2 separate regions of the Homo sapiens genome follow, and region 1 is linked to region 2. Evidence: chromatin loops called from intact Hi-C (ENCODE). Cell type or tissue: sigmoid colon. All regions are shown on one strand.

What was found. Hi-C counts contacts between places; a loop is a spot of excess contacts. Peaks named below come from ENCODE experiments on the same cell type or tissue, not always from the same donor. Only the 100,000 strongest peaks of a DNase experiment are listed, where the experiment ranks them.
Region 1: a loop joins it to region 2, with 2.9 times the contacts of the local background. A loop is called at or near these places in 38 of 110 quality-filtered maps.

Annotation. Positions count from the first base shown.
Region 1 is chr3:20,022,099-20,026,098 of GRCh38, reverse strand. No RefSeq gene overlaps it. Among named protein-coding and RNA genes, the nearest start is that of PP2D1, 12 kb to the right of the region's middle. RefSeq lists a cis regulatory region at 2,792-3,239. In sigmoid colon, no CTCF peak of the experiment used is centred here; a DNase peak (open chromatin) is centred at 2,158.
Region 2 is chr3:19,950,084-19,954,083 of GRCh38, reverse strand. RAB5A (RAB5A, member RAS oncogene family) reads right to left here. Exons shown (of 6, transcript NM_004162.5): 2 at 3,023-3,278. The coding sequence starts at 3,185. Among named protein-coding and RNA genes, the nearest start is that of RAB5A, 5.0 kb to the right of the region's middle. In sigmoid colon, no CTCF peak of the experiment used is centred here; no DNase peak of the experiment used is centred here.

The DNA.
Region 1 (4,000 bases), 72 kb before region 2:
GTCCTCCCACCTTAGCCTTCCAAAGTGCTGAGATTACAGGCGTGCCCAACTTTTTAAATTTAAATTTTTTTTTTTGTTTTTTCATTCACATGATGAGTATTGCAAAATGGCTAACATTTATTGAGAGCCAACTAAGGGCCTGAACATGGGTTGTAACTAATTTAATCTTCACAACAACCCTGTATTTGGAAGCATTTAGTGGTTTTATTTGCAATAAAGCACCTTCAGCTGCAGCACCTACAATTCTATGTGATAGAAACAAATGTAGTAATAGATGCAGGGTCTCTCCCCCATCTCCTGATTTGAAAGCAGAGGGGAAAATGGGCTCTCTTCTGTCACCCTGCTGAGAATCCTATGCTCTGTGCAGAAGAGGGTATTTTCTATTCCAGAGCAGCACTCTTCAATACATTTTCCTGTGATAAAGGGAATGTTCTCTATTTGCATTATTCAATATGGTAGCTACTGGCCATGTGTGAGTGTGCAAAATGTGGTTGATAAGACTGATAAGCTAAAATTCTAAATAGTTTGAATTTAAATAGCCACCTATTATGGGGCTAATAGCTACCATGTTGGAGAGCACAGTTCTAAGGGAGATGACTGCTTGGTGGCCAAATTCTCAGCAGAGTCCACTCTGGCTTCTCTTACCTCTTCTATTGGCCAGCTTCTGAGGCACGTATCTTCAGACTAAGACCTCACTGCTAAGAACTGAGGATGAGGGAAAAATATGGGAATCTTTCTTACTCCCTCTATTAAAAACTAAATATTTAAGAGCTCAAATGATTACTCTATTTGTTTATTAATTTATTTAATAAATATTTATGAAACTTTTACTATATAGCAGGCATATTTACTACGAATCTATGAATTGGCTCTGGGATTAAAAAGGCAAGCAGGATGGGAATGAAGAGACAGACATTGCTTAAATAATCAAACAAATACACCATTACAAACTTGAATCAGCCGGGTATGGTGGCTCATGCCTGTAATCCCAGCACTTTGGGAGGCTGAGGCAGCAAATCACTTGAGATCGGGAGTTCAGACCAGCCTGACCAACATGAAGAAACCCCGTCTCTACTAAAAATACAAAATTAGCTGGACGTGGTGGCTCATGCCTGTAATCCCAGCTACTCGGGAGGCTGAGGCGGGAGAATCACTTGAACCTGGGAAGTGGAGGTTGTGGTGAGCCAAGATCGAGCCATTGCACTCCAGCCTGGGCAACAAGAGCAAAACTCTGTCTCAAAAAAAAAAAAAAAAAGTCTAGACTCGGTGGCTAACACCTGTAATCCCAGCACTTTGGGAGACCGAGGTGAGTGGATCACCTGAGGTCAGAAGTTCGAGACCAGCCTGACCAACATGGAGAAACCCCGTCTCTACTAAAAATACAAAATTAGCCAGGCGTGGTGGCACGTGCCTGTAATCCCAGCTACTCAGGAGGCTAAGGCAGGAGAATCGCTTAAACCTGGGAGGTGGAGGTTGCAGTGAGCTGAGATCGTGCCATTGCACTCTGGCCTGGGCAACAGAGCAAGACTCCGTCTCACATAAGTAAGTAAGTAAGTAAGTAAGTAAGTAAATAAATAAATAAATAAATAAATAAATAAATAAATAAATAAAATAAAATAAAAAACTTGAATCAATGCAAAGCATAAGGAGTTCTGGAGGCATTTGACAAAGTGTGGAGGATTCCTGTGAAGCATCAGGAAACATTTTTCTGATGATGCTAAAGTTCAGCTTGTGGAAATGAGGTTTTAATTGAGGAATGAGTTAGAATTAACTGAGTGCCAGTGGAGAGAAAAGCCTTTGAGCAGAGAGAATAGCATGTACAGGCCTGAGGTGGGCAGAGTGTGGATTATGTTTGAGGAATGTTAATGAATGGGAAAGTGGGGAGAGATTAGGCTGAAGAGTCAGGCTTTGGCCAGGCCCTACAGAACCTTTCTCATCATATTAGGACTTTTGACCTTTATTCCAGAAACAGTGGAAAGCTACTGAAAGGTTTTAAGCAGAAGAGTGATATGGTTAGAAAATAAACTTAAAAAAAAAAAAAAAAGCAAAACTTGGCTTTTACAAGGGCCTCATTGTTCCCTGTTCCTTCCTTCCTTCCTCCTTCAGCAAGCAGGCAGGTGACTTCCCCCAGACACAGGGCTGCAGCTGGCCCCAGAAGCAGTTCCTCAGAACAGATTAGAAGTGCTTGGTCCTGGGCCCAGGGGATGAATGGAGCTAAGCTATGTTCTCTCCTCTAATACTCTGTGTGTTCTCTCTGTGTGTTTCTGCCATTAAATAAATACTGGGGGTATTTATAAGAACTGTCAGCAAACCACCCACTCCTTCTCTGCCACAGGCCCAGAAGCCCTCAAACAGTAACAGCCTGTACCAGAATCTCCACGATATCCAAAGAGACAGCTCCGAAAGGAATACTAAATATAACTTTCTTCCACACAGGCTGGTGCCTGCTGCCTTGACTTTTACAATCATAGTTGTGGAACATGTAAGAAACTTGAATTCAACGGGCAGTTTTAAGCCAAACAAGGGCTGCCTACTGGAGAGATTGGCTGTGAATATTTTCTAATCTGACCACCTTCCCATTAAGCCATATGTATTTGATTGTCCTGAAGTTGGGAGGATGACAAGCCAAAGAATTTATTCCAGTGGGAGTAAGGCAAGAATGGAAGAGGGAGAACCAGATATTAAGATTTGTGAATGTATTTGAAGTTCAACGCTTTCAAATAATGTGAAAGAAACATCTAAGCAAATGTATCACTGATTGTCCTCTTCTTCCAAAATGAATTGATTTTTACAGCCACTTTGGAAGACAGTTTGGCAGTTTCTGACAAACTGTTTGCAGGTCAACACACCTGGGCTCTGCCATTTATTGCAGCAAAGTTAACTCACTTTCTAGAGCTTTAGGGTCCTTGTCTGTAAAGTAGATTATTAGTGCCTGTGTGCAGGGTTGTTGTATGGTTGAGAGACAATGTGGGTGGAATGCTTAGAAAGAGCCCAGCACATGGTCAGCACTGATAATGTTATTATCTAGTAGTGCATCTGTGTGTCTGTCTTCCCCATGACAGGCACTGAGCTCATCAAGCACAGAGACCTGCTGTTGGCCTTTATGTCTAGTGCCTACCCCTGCAGGTGCTCAATATATAAAATAATTAATTGAAATAACCATCTTAAAATAAAGGAATTCTTCTCTTGCATTGTTATCTTTCCCAAGATAGTGGTCTATCTTCTAATTTCCTACAACATTCACTGTTTATTTGTATGTGTTTCAGATATGAATTAGGGGGAAAAAATTACTAGATGCACTTCCAGAAAGATATTTTCTCAGAATGCCCTGCTTACACACACACACACCACACTTTAATTAATACATTTTACTTTTGAGTAGTTTTAGGTTTACAAAAAAATTGAGCAGAAAGTACAGACACTTCCAATATACACTTCACTGCCTCCCACCACTTCTTTCCCTTATTATTAACATCTTGCATTAGCGTGGTACATTTGTTATAGTTGATGAGCCAATATTGATATATCATTATAAACTAAAGTCCATAGTTGACATTAAAGTTCACTTTTTGTGTTGTACATTCTATAGGTTTTGACAAATGTGTCACAAGTATTCACCATTACATTATCATACAGAATAGTTTTACAGCCCTAAAAATCTCCTGTTCTCCACCTATTCATCCCTTCTTCTCCTGAACCCCTGGAAACCACTGATCATTTTACTGTCTCCATAGTATTGTCTTTTACAGAATGTCATATAATTAGAATTATATAGTATGTAGCTGTTTCCAGTTGGCTTGCTTTCTCTTCCTACCTTTCTTTCTTTCTTTCTTTCTTTCTTTCTTTCTTTCTTTCTTTCTTTCTTTCTTTCTTTCTTTCCTTCCTTCCTTCTCCTTCCTTCCTTCCTTCCTTTTTTTTCAGGGTCTCACTCTATCACCCAGGCTGGAATGCAGTGGCACACTCTTGCTTCACTGCAACCTCCGCCTCCCAGGCTTCAGTG
Region 2 (4,000 bases):
TAGATCACACCACTGCACTCCAACCTGGGCCACGTAGTGAAATTCCGTCTCAAAAAAAATAAACCAACAGTTGAAATGCAAAAGAGTTGGTTGGCTTCATTTTTCAGGTAACTTCTACCACATGACAGTCAAAACAAAAATACGTATTACCTACAAGTTATGGCCCTTTCAGGTTGATCATGAAATAGCTCAAACCTTAAAATTCTTAAATGCTTTACATCTACTCTAGTTCCTAAAGGTGAAGAGCTATGAGTACAGAGCATAAAAGAATAGTGTCCACAGCTATAACCATAATGGTACTGTCATACCTCCTGAATAGTATTCACATGGGGTCAGCACAGTGAAAAAGTATCCAATAAAGATTAACAGAAAGTTGGGCCAGGGGCAGTGGCTCATGCCTGTAATCCCAGCACTTGGAGAGCCCGAGGTAGGCAGATCACTTGAGGCCAGGAGTTCAAGACCAACCCGACCGACATGGTGAAACCCCATCTCTACTAAAAATACAAAAATTGGCCAGGAGTGGTGGCTTGCGCCTGTAGTCCCAGCTACTTGGGGGGCTGAGGCATGAGAATTGCTTGATCCTGGGAAGCGGAGGTTGCAGTGAGCCAGGGCTACACCACTGCACTCCAGCCTGGGCGACAGAGACCTTGTCTCCAAAAAAAAAAAAAAAAAGGATTAACAGAAATTTGGATGCAAATTCCTTTTTGTTTTTAAACAGGAAGCTCTACACATAGAAATGAAAATCTTTATGAAAAATTCATTAATGAAATCTAGACAATCTAACTGGTGTTACATGGAGATTATATAGAGATACACACATATCAGAGATATATTTATGATACACAGGATATGGGGTTACATTTTTCTTTTAAACATCCTTCTTGAGCTATCATTAGGAAAAAATAAACTTAGAAGTGCATTATCCAAAACAAGATAAAAATTCTAATCTTAAGCTCTTGCAAAGCTCCCCAGGAATTAAGTCCTATACTACAGTACTTCAGAGTTTTTATTGTTTTAATAAAATAATAAAGAGAGAGGAGAAGAGTAGCATATAGTAAGTCCCAAACCTACGTGGCCCAGGTTATTTAACCCAGAATGCACATATACTTTGGGAAATGCTTCCATTAACAGTGAAATAAGTGGGTGGACATGATCTAGCAGTCTTTAAACTTTTCCTACTAGATGGGACAGTTAGCTTTGACCAAATCACTTCTGGAGGAAGCAAAGCCTTCTTGAGAAGTAGTATTTCATTATTAAACTGGATATAATGTATTAACAATAACAACAACAACAACAAAATCACACGTGGATGTACTTTCAGGGAAAAAAAAAATCACAAAGATGTCTAATATATTGTGTATTAACATTTTTTAAAATGCCAAGACTTCTGACTCAAAATAAAAGCTCCATGATGCTTTCTGATGCTCAGCCATTAGAAAAAACATAAAACATTCTAATATAACATTTTAACAAGATATACAAAGGCCAGGAGGTAGTAGACTTCTGTAACTTATCTTACTAGAATGGGTCTAAGATTATGAATAACATTCTCAAGTATATTTGCAGAAGAGCATTCACTAAATGCACAGTATAAAGTTTTGCTTCTGAAAGACAGATTCCAAGAAGTTGCCACATGCCAGTTGGTATCTACCTGTCTTATTTCCAAAGTTTGACTTTAATTTTACAGGATGGGGTTAAAATATATACATGAATACCTTAGAAAACAGCATTGCTTAATTATATATCACTTGCAAAATATTGTGAATCTCAAACCGTGTGGCTCTTGCCACACATCATCTAATTGAAAAGCATCATTTCACAGATGAAACAGAGGCCCAAAAGAGGCTATCTTGTCCCACTGCTATATAATTATAGGTTTCTTTGATTAAAGTCAATTTTTTTTAAGAGATGGGTTCTCATTATGTTGCCCAGGCTAGACTTGAACTCCCAAGCTAAAATAATCCTGCCTCAGCCTCCAAATACCTGGGACTACAGGAATGCACCACCATGTCCAGCTAAAATTCAATTTTCCCATTTCACGTCCTCTCTTGACAATACTGTACTGTTTGTTGTCTCCTTTTCACCCTGCATCTTACCTTCCCCTCATCTCTGTCCCACCATAACCACCCTTGTCAGTGCCTACTCTTTCCCTTCTTCTTTCATCTTTTTCTTCAGGTTCCATTTTCCTGTTATGTCCCTTTCCATTAATCACTTTTTCTCTTCCCTCAGCTTAGGAGCATTCTTACATATGCATCTCAGCAGGGAGCACCTGTAATCACAGCTACCTGGGAGGTTGAGGCTGGAGGCTCACTTGAGGCCAGGAGTTCAAGACCAACCTGGAAACACAGCGAGACTCTGACTCTTAAAAAAAAAAAAAAAAAACTTGCCTGGCATGGTGGCATGCACCCTTAGGTCCAACTACTTGGTGGGAGGCTAAGGCAAGAAGATCATTTGAGCCTAGAGTTTCAGGCTGCAGTCTGCAGTGAGCTATGATCCGGACACTGCACTCCAGCCTAGGCGACAGCAAGATCCCATCTCTTAAATACCAAAAAAAAGTACATCTAGCAGTATTTAATTACATTTAATTTTACAAGTAAGTATAATTATTTGCAAATACTTCAGTTATATAGATCAGAATTTAAGGTTACCTTTTTTACTATTCATTTTAAACCAATATAATTGAGCACAAACATGTACTGTATTAATTTGAAGAAGCTTCTAGTTGTTAGCTAGAAATAGGTATCAGGTCAAATGTTATTACTTGAGACACTGATTCTACTCATGTTTTTTATCTGTATTTTAGCTACAATATAACCACAAGGGATTAACCAAACAATCAAATATAAAAACACATCATTTTAACAAAGATAAAGGCAAGTTTTAAAGCTAAGGTAAGCTGAACAGCTCTTTTCTTCACTCTATGACTTATTTAGCTATTCATAATCACACAATTGGAACATCAAAATATTTTCTGTCAATGTATGATTCGATTAAATGAAGCAGGGAAAAAAGAAAATCTCACCCCCAATGGTACTCTCTTGAAATTCATGAAATTGGCCTTTCACAAAACGAAGCACTAGGCTTGATTTGCCAACAGCGGACTCTCCCAGAAGTACTAGTTTGAACTGGCATATTTTATTTCCCGTATTTGGCCCGTTGGGTCTTGTTGCGCCTCGACTAGCCATGTCCAAATTTGAAATAAGTCCCTAATTTCAGACTCTTCAATGAACTTCCAGAATTCAAGGGGCCAATATTCTTCTTTCTGGAGGTAAAGAAACCTGTAAAGAAACAATTATGAATTAAATATACAAATCAGTAAAGCAAATTTACTATTAATCACTTTAAATATTGCCTATAGCATGATTATCTTAAACTCTACTAGACCTTCAATGCCCTTTAGATTATGTCACTATCTTTTAAAGGAAATTCAAAGGTATAGGATGTGAGTCCAAAATTACTTTTTTTTTTAAAGGCTAACCTCAAAGCTTCAAGTTTGTGCCAGGCAGTGCTTTAAGTACTTAACTTCTCAACAATCCTATAAAATGAGATATTATTACAATCCTTATAAATGAGGAAACAAGCACAGAGATGTTAAGAAGCTTAATTGAGGTCACACAGTTATTGTCACAGAAGTGACAGAGCCGAGTTTCAAACCCAGGCAACCTGAGAGATGACTCGAGTTCAAGTTCTGTAGCCAGGCTACTTGGATTAACATTGTTTTGAGAAAAATTATGTTATTAATAAATGGGAAACTTTTAGAACAGATCCTAAAATTTAGTATTATTTGAAGTTTTCTGTTAAACGATGCATTTTTCATTTAATTAATGGTAATTTTGGACAACAAATATTTTCAGTCTCCCAGGTTTGTGTGCCTAACGGCAGACTTAAAACTGTTTCCTCATCTGCTCAAGCACACCATACACAGAAATGCTAACAGTTGTTCTCCATGTGGTGATTATTACTGACTTATTTACTTACAATAATTGTAACTTTTTTGTAG